Linked DNA regions of Homo sapiens: region 2 is linked to region 1. The links are chromatin loops, found by intact Hi-C in ENCODE. Cell type or tissue: CD4-positive, alpha-beta T cell. All regions are shown on one strand. Links, peaks and the distances in the headings refer to the core of each region. The heading gives the core; the rest is flanking DNA. Region 1 overlaps SGK1 (serum/glucocorticoid regulated kinase 1). Region 2 overlaps LINC03002 (long intergenic non-protein coding RNA 3002).

Region 1 (8,350 bases), core at 1,492-5,491:
AGAAAACTCTAAACAATAGTTTTATTTATTTATTTTAATAATATTCATTTATTTATTTTATTTATTTTTAAAATTATACTTCAAGTCCTGGGATACATGTGCAGAACATGCAGGTTTGTTACACAGGCATACACATGCCATGGTGATTTGCTGCACCCATCAACCCATCATCTACATTAGGTATTTCTCCTAATGCCATCCCTCCCACCCCACCCCCTGACAGGCCCTGGTGTGTGATGTTCCTCTCCCTGTACCCATATGTTCTCATTGTTCAACTACCATTTATGAGTGAGAACATGCAGTGTTTGGTTTTCTGTTCCTGTGTTAGTTTGCTGAGAATGATCATTTCTAGCTTCATCCATGTCCCTGCAAAGGATAAGAACTCCTTTTTTTATGGCTGCATAGTATTCCATGATGTATATGTGCCACATTTTCTTTATCCAGTCTAACATTGATGGGCATTTGGGTTGGTTCCAAGTCTTTGCTATTGTGAATAGTGCTGCAATAAACCTATGTGTGCACGTGTCTTTATAGTAGAATGATTTATAATCCTTTGGGTATAAAGGATTGGGAAAAGCATAGTATCTGGGCTGGATAGCACCGTCCCTCACGGCATAGTCCCTCATGGCTTCCCTTGGCTACGGGAGAGAGTTCCCCGACCCCCTTGCACTTCCCGGGTAAGGCAACGCCCCCCACCTGCTTCTGCTCGCCCTCCATGGGCTGCATCCACTGTCTAACCAGTACCAGTGAGATGAACCAGGTACCTCAGTTGGAAATGCAGAAATCACTCGCCTTCTGCATTGGTCTTGCTGGGAGCTGCAGACCAGAGCTGTTCCTATTCGGCCATCTTGCCCGGGAATCTTATTTATTTTTTGAGATGGAGTTTCACTCTTGTTGCCCAGGCTGGAGTGCAATGGCGCAATCTTGGCTCACTGCAACCTCTGCCTCCCAGGTTCAAGTGATTCTCCTGCCTCAGCCCCCTGAGTGGCTAGGATTACAGGCACCCACCACCATGCCCAGCTAATTTTTGTATTTTTAGTAGAGACGGGGTTTCGCCATGTTGGCCAGGCTGGTCTTGAACTCCTGACCTCAGGTGATCCACCCGCCTTGGCCTCCCAAAGTGCTGGGATTACAGGCGTGAGCCACCATGCCCTGCCTTAAACAATAGTTTTAAAAACCTCTAGGACCTGTAGTTTGTTTTTTGTTTAGAGATGAGGTCTTGCTATGTTGCCCATGCTGGTCTGGAACTCCTGTACTCAAGGGATCCTCTTGCCTCAGAATATCGTGGACTAAAGGTGTGAGGCACCATGCCAAGCCCTGTGGTTTATTTACACTGTAGGCTGTAATAGTTTAGCTTTCCAGGCAGTGACTATGTCTTAGAATTAAAGATAAAGACAGTTGCTTGAGATGCCTTAGAGAGGGCTGCAGTTCAATGGGAGAAAATGCCAGAATTATTTTTCTGTGAGAATATTTCAGGTTACAGTCTAGATTAGACAAATAGCATCTTTAAGGTTTTGTCAACAATAGATATTCAGGGGAAATAAAACCTTCAGAATCAGGGCTAAAAATCTAAAAATTCTGTCCTAGAGAAGGGCAAACTTGAAGATTTTTACTTCACTTTTCCTGCTAGTTTAGCTAAAGAAATATGAAAATGGGCTGGGCATGGTGGCTAATGCCTGTTATCCCAGTGCTTTGGGAGGCCAAAGTGGGTGGATTATTGAGCCCAGGATTTTGGGACCAGCCTGGGCAACATAGCGTAGACCTTGTCTCTACAAAAAATATTTAAAAATGGCCAGGACTAGTGGCTCATGCCTATAATCCCAGAACTTTGGGAGGTTGAGGCAAGTGGATAGCTTGAGCCCAGGAGTTCCAGACCAGCCCAGGCAACATAGTGAGACCTCATCTGTATCAAAAGAAGGTAAAAGAAATACAAAAACAAGTCTTAACAACTAAGCAAAGAAATAAGTACCTTGACTTGTTCTCACTTGTTCTATAAGAGTTACACTGGCACAAGCTCATCTAATGATGTAGTTGCTTTGAAATCTCTACTTCCTTTTTTACTTCTTTTTGCTGAACAAAAATATTTAATGAACAGGCTTGGATTAATAAGTTTGGTGATGGTGTCCAATGAACACAAATGACCACGTAAAGGGTAGTAGTAGATTGGACACCTTATACATAGTTCAGAATCATCATATGATCTTCATGGTTGAGGCTTGTTTCTTTTCTTTTTTTTCTTTTTTTTTTGAGATGGAGTTTCACTCTTGTTGCCCAGGCTGGAGTACAATAGCACTATCTCGGCTCACTGCAACCTCTGCCTCCCAGGTTCAAGTGATTCTCCTGCCGCAGCCTCCCAAGTAGCTGGGATTACAGGCATGTGCCACCCCGCCTGGCTAATTTTTGTATTTTTTTTTTTTTAGTAGAGAAGGGGTTTCACCATGTTGTTAGGGCTGGTCTCGAACTCCTGACCTCAGGTGATCTGCCCACCTCAACCTCCCAAAGTGCTGGGATTACAGGTGTGAACCACCACACCTGGCCCTTGTTTGATTCCTTTTAGGCTTGGGAAAAAAGGGTGAAGATGGGGGAGGACAGAAGCAGAGATAAACGAAGTAAATGTTCATACATTCTCTCACTTGAACCTCTCAGCAACCCTGTTAAGTTTGTATTTGTATTTGTATTTATTTATTTATTTGACACAGAGTCTTGCTCTATACCCCAGGCTGGAGTGCAGTGGTGTGATCTCGGCTCACTGCAAACTCCACCTACCGGGTTCAAGCAATTCTCCTGCCTCAGCCTCCTGAGTAGCTGGGATTACAGGTGCCTGCCACCACACCCAGCTAATTTTTGTATTTTTAGTAGAGACAGGGTTTCGCCATGTTGGCTAGGCTGGTCTCAAACTCCTGACCTCAGGTGACCCACTCGCCTCCAACTCCCTAAGTGCTGGGAGCCACTGTGCCTGGCCAAGTTCGTATTATGATTCATTTTATAAATGGGAAACTTAAAGACACAGCTGGCAAATGTCAAAGCTGGACTTTGAACTAAGATCTAACACCAAAACCATGCTTGATGCATAGTAGGGCCAGTGATTTATTTTTTTTTTTAATATTAGGTAATAGCAAGTAATATGCCCAGAGACATGATGGGCTGACAAAGTATTGACGGGTCTTGTTCTTACTGTCCCTTCTATGCCCCAGTGCTCAACTTCCCCTTAACCCATTCCTTATCCTTCCCCACCACCATTCCACCCCCAATAAAGTCACCCAAGACAGGAAAAATTGTTAACTATTTTCAGAATACTTTGGTAAAGTTGAGGAAGGGGAAGGAAACAAAGTCTTCCAGAGCAGAGGGGGAAAATCCCTCTTTTGATGAAACATCCTGTGTAGCAACTGTGAAGCCTGGATTTCCCCAGGATGAGGTTAGAGTAGCAGGCTGCTGCTTGTCACATGGCCTCAGTTCAAAGTCACACCTGTGGGGGCCTCCCGTAAAATTTACCTATATATGGCCCTCCACAAAGCCACAAACACAGAACTCAAAATGGCATTCACCACTTCTGAGATGCTGAACAGGAAGGAATAGCACTGTTTTTACAAATTAAGTGCACAGTATATGTCACAAGGAGGAAATAAACCCTATGAGTTTGAACTTGCACATCCTCTCAATACTGAAAGATTAATTTTGGTGGCTGAGGTTAATAATACGGTTATTCGTGTTTGGATATGAATGTAACTCGACCGATTGGGAAAGCAGGTGCTAGATTGATGTACCATGCCTGAGACCCATGAGTCATTGTCACTGATTTACAAGCTGGCCTTGCCATGAAAATGGAAGCCAGAGCCAACTCTATGTCATACAATTTATGCCATTCACTAAAATTATAGATAATTTCAGCCTGTGCATTTGCAAAACAGTCTATGCCATTTTTGCTTTAAACATCTTTTGTACTTGGTCTCTCTGACTTGTCTAAATAAGTATTATCATTCATAATAACCATTACCAATCCATTATGCAACATCATGAAAATATATACAGCTTTTAGATTTAATCCATGAAATAAAGCCTATGACTTCTGCTTGCATCTTTGATAAACGGCCAAGTTCTCACAGCTGTTATGATTTCAATTATGAAGAAAATTGGAACTTTTGCATTCTTCAGTGGCTAAAAATCACTCAGAAAAAAACACTTGTTCACATAAGCTATTTTTTTCCCTCGTGTGTATCATGAGCCTTGGGTCTGATTAGTGTAGTTGATTAAAGCAATGTGCCAAAAGGCAAAGGGCCCTTGTTAAAGCCCAAGGAAGGTCAGCTAGATTAACTTCCCAAGTTTACTGAAAATCTGTTCTATTAGTAGTCTTCAGCCAAATTAGGCAAGGGAGTACAAACAGATCAGTACAAATCCAGTCTTTAATGCTAGCAAAATGTAGCTCAAACCACAGTTAACATTGATACAAGGTCAATAATGTCATCTTCCCATACAGAGACAGATGACACACATGCAGAAGCATCTTAGAAACACCTGCTCTCCTCCGCCTTTTTTTTTTTTTTTTTTTTTTTTTAGATGGAGAGTCCCTCTGTCGCCCAGGCTGGAGTACAGTAGTGAAATCCCAGCTCACTGCAACCTGGGCCTCCTGGGTTCAAGTGGTTCTCCTGCCTCAGCCTCCCCAGTAGCTGGGATTACAGTCATGTGCCACGACGCCCAGATAGTTTTTATATTTTTAGTAGAGACAGGGTTTCACCATGTTGGCCAGGCTGGTCTCAAACTACCTGCCTCGGCCTTATTTACAGGTTTTGTCTCCTCATATACAACCAATCTCAACATAGAGAACTCCCTAACTCTGATCCAGGTAGGCTCTCCCTCATCAAGAGATTAAGAGTTCTGAAGTTAAATGAACTACAAAATGAACTACAGTTTATAATCCATTGCCTCACATCCAAAGTGCTTCCTCTCCCTTTCTTTTTATCCCCCTCTCCCTTCAACTACTATTCTCTGAAGCTTTTCAGTTCTCTCAAATCTTAATTTTATTTTTTTCCTCCACAAGAACAAACTTGGTAAATAACCAAGATTGTTCGTGGTTTCAGGCTCCTCTTTTTAATCATTTTTCTCATGTCAGTAATGAGAGCTCCTGAGTTAATATTATGCTTTCCCAAACCTGGAATCCTCGTCTTTTTTGCAGAAGAAGAATCAAGCGTATTGTACGAAATCTCAAGCATATTTATCCTTAACAAGGTCAAAGTCAGAAACCTTAATCCAAAACCATAAACCTCCTGCAGAAAAAATCTCTGGAATTCAACTCTCTCTCGTCTATTCTTTATTCCTACTGATACCACTTTTGTGATTGAAACATGAAACAGATCCTCATCTCCTGAAGATGATATATAGAAATTGTTTTAAATGCCTTGTGAAAACCCTTAATAACCCGAATTCTGTTCCCCAGTTGAGCTATATTTTCCTTGCTCCAAATTTACCATGTCATTCCAGGCCTCCAGGCCTTTGGTTATTTGTCCCATCTGTCTGGGCTTCTCTTCCCCGCCCTTCCTTACCTTACTAACTTACTCATCCTTCACTTCTTAGCTTAGATTTCTCTTCTGCTGAGAAGCCTTCACTGGCCCCTACATCGTCAGCTATGGGAACCCTCTTATGTGTAGTCTCTATCTCCCCCTCTTCTAGCACTTGTCACAGTGTGTTGTAACTGCGTGGTTGCTTGGATTTTCCCCCTGTCCTGGAAACACAGCCTAGGGTGCTTACTGCCAAGCTTATGATAGAAACTCTCAATAAACACCAGCTGAGAGAATAAACCAAGGCTTTGCTGTGTGCTGGGAGAGGATTCAGCATTCTGGTATCCGTAACCCTGTTACATAGGTGGTCACTACCTGAAAGGTCTGCTTTCATGCTGGTGTCAGATTTGCTTGTTTTAAAAATAACTCAGGGCTGCTGATACATGCAATTCTAAGCCAAGAAGAGAACCGTAATGGTCATCAATTTCTTTCTTTCTTTTTTGTTACCACCAAGTTAATGCATTTAACGTTTTCTAATCTACAAAGACCTATAACCTCTGCTCCCCACGTTACTTAACTAGAGAGCTACCTATCTGCTACTCATCAAACCCAGCCAGAGATGCCAAGTTCCTGAATTTTTTTTCTCACATAGAAATCTAGATGAATCCCCTGAAATGGTCATTTTAAAATCAAGTCAAAAGGAAAACAACAGGAAATACTCACTAGAGTAAAAGAGAAAAGTGAATCGAGGACAGACTTGTGTATTTACAACTCTCAAGGCCAATGAACATTGGAAAAGCAAACTAAAATGATAGATAGCAAGCTGTGGAATTTGGCTTGACCTTAAAGAGGATTTTAATATGCTCTTATATCACTGTCTGCTACTCAAGGTCGATAAGAAAAGCGTGGTTTTCTTACGGAACAGAGCTGAGTCACTTATATAATACCAGTGCATTTCAGTTGATTGTGATGATTTTTTCAAGAGATGATGTCACACAAATTGAGTTTTGCTTGAATCTTGCCTAAAAATAGTTTGATTTATTTACTAGGTCAAAAAGACAAGGGGATCTAACATCAATGACAAGTAAAAATAGAAAGATTTATTTATCCTGAACACTATGGACAAATGTGTGTCTCAGCACATTTAGGTGTTTATCCAAGGCTCTTTGTGTAAGTAGAATGAACCAGAAGCAATTTACTATATGTGAATAAGAAATATCAAGGTGATATTAATGGTTTGTATTTCCCTTTTCTGTAGAAGATTTGTAAGAAGAGTCTTTTCAGGTCCCCAAAGGTAAACTTTAGGATTAAATTATATGGTTTTAAGAAATTATCACTAAATCTTTCCCCCATTTTTTTTAACCCTTAAACATTTTTGTTTGAAACAGGGTCTCACTCTGTTGTTCAGGCTGCAGTGCAGTGGCAAGATCATGGCTCACTGCAGACTTGACCTCCTGGGCTCAAGCTGTCCTGCCTCAGCCTCTCAGGTAGCTGGGACTATAGGTGTGCACTACTATACACGGCTAATTTATTTCATCGTATTTTTTGTAGAGACAGGGTCTCACTATGTTGCCCAGGCTAGTTTTGGGTTCCTGGGCTCAAGCAATCATCCTGCCTTGGGCTCCCAAAGTTCTGGGATTACAGGTGTGAGCCATTGCACCCAGCCCTTAGAATCTTCATATTTTTGTTTAATTTGTTCTTTGTAGAGTAGTTTTCACTACAGGGATGTTACTTGGTAAATTAAATTCTATCATTTCAATTAACAACCCAAGAAAAATATATGTATAATGATAAACTTTGAGGAAAAAGAGAAATAACTGCAAAAAAAATGAATTGGCATGCAGTTAAACTTTGCTTATCCCTTAAATTTTGTTCCTGCTTATAGATTTTTAGTAGTTCATACAAAGTCTTCTTTTAAAATTTTAAAAGTCTCAAAACTACTAAAACAGGATATTATTTTAGTGGAAAATAGCCATATGGTTTCTGGGAAGGATTTTACTAAAGGAATAAATTTAATTAGAAGCAGGAAAGATTTGGTTACATACAACAAAAGCCAACAAAATATGCTCAACCCCAAGGGTAAGTGTAACTGCTGGCTAGAGATTTCCAGGAGAGGACAGGGAGTAGTTTTCCTAGAATATTTTATGTCCTAAATAGCCTGGATGAAGTCCCTTATTCCCTTCCAGACTCATCACTGGGAACGCGGCACACTGGTGGGCTATGATTCCCTGGAGAGCTTATGAAATAAAAATCAAGTGAGCTACGAGTGCAGCCAGAAACTTGCTTTACCCACAAGTCCTGACCCTGAAACTTAATTTTTGTGACTTGAATTGTGTCTCTCTGTTTAAAATTTATTTATTTAGAGATGAGGTTTTACTCTGTCACCCAGGCTGGAGTGCAGTGGTGCAATCATTGTTCACTGCATCCTCAATCTCCCAGGCTCAAGCAATCCTTCCATCTCAGCCTCCCGAGTAGCTGGGACTACAGGTGGGTGCCATCACGCCTGGCTAATTTTTAAAATTTTCTGTAGTGATGGGAGTCTTTCTACGTGACCCAGGCTGGTCTTGAACTTCTGGGCTCAAGCGATCCTCCCACCTCTGTCTCCCAAAGTGTTGCGATAACAGGCGTGAGCCACCATGCCCAGCTAAATTATGTTTCTAAATACAGCAGAACTATGTACTTCGTGATAGGTAAAGCTATTGTTTGGTTGATTCTTAGAGAAGAGAAAGGGAGTCCATGCTATCTCTTTCCACACTCTAAATCCTGAGATATAAATCTTTAGATTCTTGATCCTCACCCCTGGAAGAGAGGTCAGCAGTGACTCGAACAGGGGTGACCTCCTGGCTCTAGGAGCCCCA
Region 2 (8,350 bases), core at 1,508-5,507, 280 kb after region 1:
TGCTTGTGTCTGCAGACTATTTAAAAGTCAAGGTATCTCTCCTTGGAATTTCCTGTTCTAATAGGAGTATAGAGCTTGGCTTATCATGTTCCATTTGATTTGCTATGACATTTATCTGTACTCTTTCTTGGTGGTTTGTTTTTTCAGATTACCAGTTCCTTGCATGTGATTGAAGGGTTCTAGCTGCTTTAGAAACTGCCCCGTCCCCTTGCCTTCACCCTGCCAGTTAAGAACATTCAGGGCACTTTTGTACTCACAGGTCTCAGATTTCCATTTCAGGACATTTGGGCATAGGCCTTCATCAGAGAGTTTCCTCACATATCTCGGGCTGTTGACAACATGACTTGCCTTTTGTAATCCAGTTATTCTGGACATAATGTAAGTGACAGTGATAATTCTATGTTATTCATCTTCCTTGTTAGGCTTTTGTTCTTGAGTCTATTCGTGGCTCAATTTTGTAAATGAAGAAAGCCATTTCTTTTCATGTCTTAAGCCTGGCTGAGAGAACATTTCTCAGCTTCTGTTGACACATCCATTCAACTGTCCACCTAAGAAAGCCTGGAGATACTGATACAGCACCACAAGACATCAGTGCACAGTCCCATGAGAAAACCTCAACTGTTCAAGCCTCACTCTCTAAGATAGTTTTCAAGAGTGTTAACAACTATCTTATTCCTTCTTACAGAAAAGAAGCAAGAAAATTTTTCCAAGAGTGGTAAAACATTTTACCTCTCAAACATTTCTCTAAGTTTCTTTTCCTTTTTGTTGTGTATTTCACAGGCAGGTTTCAATTCTGAATAATGAGCATACGTTTGCCTCTTGAGAACAACCTGAGTTGCAAAAACTCCTTTTTAAGCTTTTCTGCTCAAAGCAATCAACTCTATAAATTATACATCTCTTACTTGATATGCATTTTCTAATAGGTAGTCTAAAGCCATCCCGTATGAATACTCATTTTCACATTAAAGGTGGAAAAAACTTAAAAGCCTTTCTTTTTTTCTATTTTTTTTTTTTTTTTTGCCAAGAGGCAGATATTCTTCTTTTGAAAAGTCTGTTTATTCCTGGTGGGAAGTTTTATTTCTATCTTCAGAAACATCATTTTAAATTTGCGTAATCAGTTCAGCAAACTGCTTCTTATAGTGATAAATAAATATCAAATTAAACTTGCAATTAAAATTTACTAAAAATATAGGTTGCTATAATTTTGTTGGTGATAAAAGTACAGAAGTAGAAATGATTAATGATGATTACTAATTATGCAGCTGTGTTCAGAGCACACAAGTCTATGGAGCTATAGCTTTTTAGCTAAATAACGATGTTATTCCAGGAAAAACCTTTGTATATAATATCTAAATGCAACACATTTCCAGTCAGAACAAACACCCCCATTACCTCATAACGCTTAGCTTGACAAAGAGAACCAGAAAAATAGAATGCTAGAATAATCGTCTCATATCCTCTTTTGCTTATTGTAGTTTTTTTGTTGACTGTTAGATTAGAGTTTCTAAGAAAAAAATGCCATCAATATGAGAAATTATCTGGTATTAATAATAGTGAAGACAGGAGTAGCTTGTTAAAATTCTGGCTTCTTTCTTTCCTAAATTTTGTATATCCTGTCTTGGAATTTCATATTAAAAATAACTTACTGGTGCTGGGCGTGGTGGCTCATGCCTGTAATCCCAGCACTTTGGGAGGCTGAGGTGGGAGGATCGCGAGGTCAGCAGTTCGAGACCGGCCTGGCCAACGTGGTGAAACCCCATCTCTACTAAAAATACAAAAATTAGCCAGGAGTGGTGGCACCCACCTGTAATCCCAGCTACTCGGGAGGCTGAGGTAGGAGAATCGCTTGAACACGGGAGGCAGAGGTTGCAGTGAGCCAAGACCACACCACGGCACTCCAGCCTGGGACAGAGCGAGACTCTGTCTCAAAAAAAAAAAAAAAAAAAAAAAGTAAAAGTAACTTATTGGTAAGGCTAACAAAGTCACTAAAAAATAAAATCACTAAATAATTTTTTTTGTTTGTTTGTTTTTGGTTTTGTTTTATTTTGTTTTAGAGATGGAGTCTTCTGTCACCCAGGCTGGAGTGCAGTGGAGCAATTGTAGCTCACTGTAGCCTCAAACTCCTGGACTTAAGTGATCCTCCTGCCTCAGCCTCTCCAGATGCAAGTCACTGCACCCAGCAGCTTCCTAAATATTTGACTTGTAGACAGAAGACCTGGATTTGATCCTATCATCTATTACTTAAAATAAGAAAACCTACAAATTAGGTAGCCCTCAATTTTTTTAACCACATATTATTTTTGATTAGCACAAAAATCCCATTTTCCCTTCCCTCTTCTTCACTTGTGTAGAAAATCATTATTTTACAAAAAACAATCTTAGAGATAAAACAACAGAGACCTATAGAGGTTATGTGAAATTATAATATCTCAAACTCAGTTCTCTTATATTCTAGTCATGTGTTACTTTCAGTATGCAATCAACAAACAAAACTAGGCTGGGCATGACAGCTCATGCCTATAATCTAGCACTTTGAGAGGCTAAGGCAGAAGGATTGCTTGAGCCCAGGAGTTTGAGACCAGCCCAAGCAGCATAGCAAGACCCTGTCTCTAAAACTAAAACAAAAATAAACACACAAAAAGGAGACAGAGAAAGGCAGAGAGAAAAAGAGGAGAGACAAAGGGAGAAAAAGAAAAAAACAGAGAAAGGGAAGAAAGAAGAAAGATAAAAGAGGGTGTTGTTGTGAATGTTAAGTATGGCATTCCAAGTAGAGAAGAAAATGATAAAGTAGTAGAAAAAATATGGAAATTTGGAAAAAGTTGTCCTCAAACCAGAATAGCTACTGAGACTACCAAATTGTGGCTGTAATTTAGTGGATAATTAACATGAAAAATGTTGGATTAGGGAGATGCATACAATTTTCCTTCACAGAGGTGGCTTGGTGTGATGGAAAAGATAAAAAACAAACAAAAACTCGTCTAGAAATTCAATGCTTCTGTTGGAATTTGGTTCCACCTCTGAAGTGCAGGGTGACCTCGTCCATGTTGTGTAACTTATTTACTCTTCTTTCCTCATATGGGAAATGATGATAGAGTATCCATCAACCTACCCACATCACAGGGTTATCTGAGGAACTGATGATATCACTGTTGTATAAAAGCTTTTTGAAAGTTGTAAAGCACCAAAGCAACATGTAACATATGACCACAAGTAAACCACATGCTGTTCCTTCGCGTGGAAGTTGGAAAGTCAAATGCAAAAGTAAAATGGAGGAGATGGGTTACATCATTTTAAAGAAAAATGCAGCTGATCCCATTAACCACAGCCAGATTTTTAAGACCAACTTTGACATTTTTTGAGTGCTTAATCTTTTTTTTTTTTTTTTTTTGAGACGGAGTCTTGCTCTGTTACCCAGGCTGGAGTGGAGTGGCGTGATCTCAGTTCACTGCAAGCTCCGCCTCCCGGGTTCACGCCATTCTCCCGCCTCAGTCTCCCGAGTAGCTGGGACTACAGGCGCCTGCCACCGCGCCCGGCTAATTTTTTGTATTTTTAGTAGAGACAGGGTTTCACAGTGTTAGCCAGGATGGTCTCGATCTCTTGACCTCGTGATCCGCCCGCCTCAGCCTCCCAAAGTGCTGGGATTACAGGCGTGAGCCACCGTGCCCGGCCAGTGCTTAATCTTAAGCAACAGACCTTACGCAATTTTGTTTTAGTATCATGAACACAAGAATCTGTTTGTTTTTGTTTTTGTTTTGTTGTTGTTGTTGTTTTTGACAAAGTGGTTTGAAGAGGCATTGGGGAAGGAAGCAAGATACTCACAACTGAGGGGACCTCAGCCATTTGCCTCCTTATTTCAGAGCATTGTGAGATGACGGTAAGGAGGAGGGCTCACAAGGGGCTCGTGTCTGCCTCTCCGTCTGCCGCTGAGTGACGAAGAGCAAACTGCAGAGCTGGAGACACAGCAGTATCCCAGAGAACTGGCCTGATGGCTCCTCCTGGGCCACGCACCTCCTGTCAGAGCTGGCCAGTTAGCGTTGGCAGACAACCTAGTTAGGACAAGGACATAGAATCAGAGTGGCTGACACAAGAGAGCTCCTCACTGTGACAGCAACTCAAACTTCTGGGGCTCCAGAAAGGAAATAGATGTTTGGAAACAGATATGACAAAAGGCCTTTCCCTTCAACTGCTCAGCATGTGAGACTGAATTTTGGAAGATTAAAAAAAATAAAATAAAAAGAACCATTGTTCATCCCCTCAGGGCTCAGCAAGTGTTTTATCACATTTTTATGAAATATAGTCTTCGCCGCAGAGCTTTGTTTGCATGAGGGTGTGTCCCATCCATGGGTGGAAAATTTCCATAACTTTTTTCCATTCTGTTCTGTTCCTCCCTCTTTTGTACAGTTTTTCAGGGTCTCTGTCCATTGTGATTCTAACATGGACCAACCCTAAGGACCAATGTTATTTGCTATTTTAAAACTTGAAAGATCAAAATGGCAGGGGAAGAAATCAGAATCCTTTTAGTGCCAATTACTCGCCAAATGTCTGTATGAAGAGCCAACGTGACACCTTTCTTACTTAATTCATCCACCAGTGACATTTGTTAAATGATTATTCAGCCAATACTATGTCAAAGAATACCATATACTTTAAAAAATCCTTTAATTCAGCAAATCAGCTGATATGAGTGATTTTGTTCCTAAAAAGGTTGGTGTGTTTAAATCTCTTTCCCACTTGCAGTCTTCCCTACTGCTGTGTCTGAGGCAGGTGTTGACAGTTGTTATTCTGTGGTAGGAATTTTTAGAAACAACAGCACTGTAGGGTGGACAAATGGCTTCATCAGGAAATCATGCACTGGTTTGAGATAAGCAAGGGTGGATTTGAAAATCACCTTCCCTTTAGTGTCACTTGTACTTTCTCTTCCTTTAGCTGCTCTCTGTTGTGAATTCTGTCCCTGCAAAGCTTGTCACATACTCCTTACATACACCCTCCTTTCTTGCACAGAGCAATGATCTTACCATTTTCTGAGAGAAACTCATAGATTCGTGTATTACGAGACAAAAGTTGACATCAGTCTTCTCTTAGATCGTTTACAGAAACAAAACAAAGAAACAAAAGAAAATTAGTGCTTTCTGCAGAGGAACAGGTACACACACTGGGATGCCCTGCACTTCCTGGACAATCAATTCTGGAAACACTATGGTCACCTACAGCACCACAATGAACTGCATTCCAAGAAGCCTGGAGAGCAAATGCTGAGATGTTCTTTTTGGTACAATGCAAAAGCATATCACATTGCTGTTTGCCCACAGCACACTTTTTAACTTAAAAGTAAATGCTAATACTTTGAAGATTAAATATTAAAAAAAAAACCTCAAACCTAAGCAAATTTTAGTCTCTCTGGAAAAGCAATTGATAAATAATACACTCAAACTGTGACTATATTTTCACACTGTTAAGAATTTATTTATTAAAAAATAATATGTTTCTGGAAACAGCTCCCTTTTGATCATCTCCCCAGAGCTAGAATATACACACAAATTCTATGGAATCAAAGCCTTGTAGGTAAGAAACAATTTTGTTAGATGAATTCTTCAGGAAAGAAGATCATGCCAAGATAGGCCATCTACTTTTAAAAAAAAAAAAAAAAACTGGATTCTCCATCCTATAATAATAGATCATAAGTTGAATCTGTAGTGTGTAATGTGTCAGCTTGGCTAGGATGAACTACATTTCACAGAATTCCTGTTCTTGTATCTTTCCGGGTAAGGTGAGCTATGTGGAGAGGTTCTTGTGGGAGAAAGGAGGGTGGAAGGGAAGCAGCAGCCACATTTCAGCCGCCCCCTAAACACTGTGGCTTATCTGCTGGCTTACTTCCTTGGTGTGGGCAGTGGCCAGGCTTGCAGCTGTTTCATCTTCCCATGTATCCTCCTTCAGCTTTTCTGATTCCTTCTCTGGTAATTAAAAAGTACAAACTGCTCTAGATATAGTGGTAAGACATTTGCACACCAAGGGTAGGAAATAAACCCCACAAATATCAAGTCTGAGGCATGTTGAGGCACCCCACAAATAGAGACCAGAACAAGAGAAGGCTCCGTAAGTCCAGACTGCTCTGCAAGCAGCTCTGCCACTTAGACCACATGATCCAGAAGAGCCAATGGTGCTTGAAATGCCAGTAACAGAAAGAAAGGCTGTTTAAAGCCTTTGCCAGGCTCCTATAGGTACAGCACAGACAAGACCCTTAGAATTTTGGAAGAAAGCCCTGCCATTCTTGATAGGTAATGATTCTTCTTTTATGAAATAGCTTTTATGTTATTACCGGGCCTTGGTAGAGACTGAATGTTTGACGATGGGCTACCAAGTTACCATATGACCTGAGCTGCCCATTACTAGTGTTGTCTGAGTCACCAGGCCATAAAGTTGAGTATGCACAGAAGGACTCTCTGATTAAATGGAAGTGGTAGATACGAAATTGGGCCTCAGCAGGGCCTGAAAGCACAAATACGTTGCATGAGCAAGTGGCCTACATATCCGTGACCCTTACTCCTATTACATTGCCTTCTTTCTCTCAACTTACACCTATGACCCTTGGAGAGCTTCCTATGACAAGCTGATAAAGGGATAAAAATCTTGGGCCTAGTTTGCAGAACTTCAAGCAATGCTCCTGGTCATTCATTTTGCTTCAAAGAATAAATGTCCAGAAGTACAAGTCAACACTAACTCATGGGCTATTTGGTTGTATGGTCAGAGAATTGGAAGGAACATGATTGAGAAATTGGTGACAAGGAAATCTGGTGAAAAGGTAGGTTGATGGACCTCTTCAAATGGGCATAGTATGTAAAAATATCTGTGTTCCATGTGAATGCTCGCCAAAGGGTAAACTCAACAGAGGAGGATTTTATTCATCAGGTGAACAGAATGAGCCATTCTGTGGACATTCGTCACCTTTCTTCCCAACCAACTCCTGTCATTACCCAACTGGAAAATGAAAAAAACAAAAAAAAGGCAATGGTGGCAAAAAATGGCAGTTATGCGTGGGCTCATCGACATGAACTTCTACTTACCAAGGCCTATCTAGCTATAGCCACCACTGAGTGGTGCCAAAACTGAGTGCCTGATCTGTTAACAGCAGAGATTGACAGTGAGCTCCTGACATGGCACCATTCCCAGCTACTAGGCTGATTACATTAGATCACTTCCCTCATGGAAGTGGCAGTGTTTGGCTCTTACTGGAATAGACACTTGTTGTGGATATGCATTTGACTTCCCTGCCCACATGCTCCTGCTAAAACCACTACAAAAACCATGTACAGAATAACTTATTCACTATCACGGTATTTCACACAGCATCACTTTTGACCAACAAATTTGTGTCACAGCAAATGAGGTACAGCAATGGACTCATGCAACCCACTGATCTTACCGTGTTCCCCGTCACCCTGAAGCAGCTGGCTTGATAGAATGGTGGAATGTCCTTTTGGAGACTCATGTATGGTCTTTTAGGATGCAAAGTATGCTCTAGATCAGCATCCAACATATATTTCTGTTTCTTCCTTAGCCAGAACTCATGCGTACGGGGATCAAGGGGTGGAAATAGGACAGGATCTTCTCACTATTATCCCTAGCAGTTCACTAACAAACGATTGCTTCCAGTCCCTGTGACATCAGGCTCGGGTGGTAAAGAGGTCTTAGTTCCAAAAGGAGGAGTTCTTCTGTCAGGGGACATATGATGACTCGGTTGATCTGGAGTGCCACCTGACCGCTTTGACTCATGCCATTGAATCAACAGGCAAAGAAGGCAGTGATTCAATCTAGGCTGCTTCTACACAAAGAGAATCAGGAGCATGTCTTGAAAGCTAAAGTTCTAGGTTTCCTGTTAGTACTACCATATCCTGTGATTAAAGTGAATAGAAAACTACATCAGTTCAACTTAACAAGACTGCTAATGTCCTAGAACATTCAGGAACAAAGATTTGGTTTATATCACCAGGCAAAAACCCAAGACCAGTTAAAGTACTTACTGAGAACAAAGGGAACATGAAGTAGGTAGTGGAAGAATGTAGTTCTAAATACCAGCTGTGGTCATGTGACCAGTGACAGATACAAGTACTGTAATAATTATGAGTATTTCTTCATTTTTATAGGACTATATGCAAACATACATATAAATATATGTATATATATTTCTTTAACCAATTACTTTGTATTTGTCTTCTGTCTCATTCCCTTATCATCTAACATAAAATGTGTTAATACTATTTAACTTAATATCTCAATGTATAAGTTGTAGGATATCAAAGGAGAGGTGAGAATCTGTTGTGAATCTGTTAAAAGAAAAATGAATATCACCCAA

Evidence for each region. Hi-C counts contacts between places; a loop is a spot of excess contacts. Peaks named below come from ENCODE experiments on the same cell type or tissue, not always from the same donor. Only the 100,000 strongest peaks of a DNase experiment are listed, where the experiment ranks them.
Region 2: a loop joins it to region 1, with 10 times the contacts of the local background. A loop is called at or near these places in 3 of 110 quality-filtered maps.

What each region holds. Positions count from the first base shown.
Region 1 is chr6:134,243,919-134,252,268 of GRCh38, forward strand. All of the region lies in intron 2 of SGK1 (serum/glucocorticoid regulated kinase 1), which reads right to left. Among named protein-coding and RNA genes, the nearest start is that of SGK1, 70 kb to the right of the region's middle. In CD4-positive, alpha-beta T cell, for the core only: no CTCF peak of the experiment used is centred there; a DNase peak (open chromatin) is centred at 3,453; H3K4me3 peaks cover 661 bases; H3K27ac peaks cover 2,508 bases.
Region 2 is chr6:134,527,019-134,535,368 of GRCh38, forward strand. LINC03002 (long intergenic non-protein coding RNA 3002) reads right to left here. Exons shown (of 3, transcript NR_125856.1): 2 at 3,820-4,046. Among named protein-coding and RNA genes, the nearest start is that of LINC03002, 8.8 kb to the right of the region's middle. RefSeq lists an enhancer at 7,138-8,337. In CD4-positive, alpha-beta T cell, for the core only: no CTCF peak of the experiment used is centred there; a DNase peak (open chromatin) is centred at 3,163.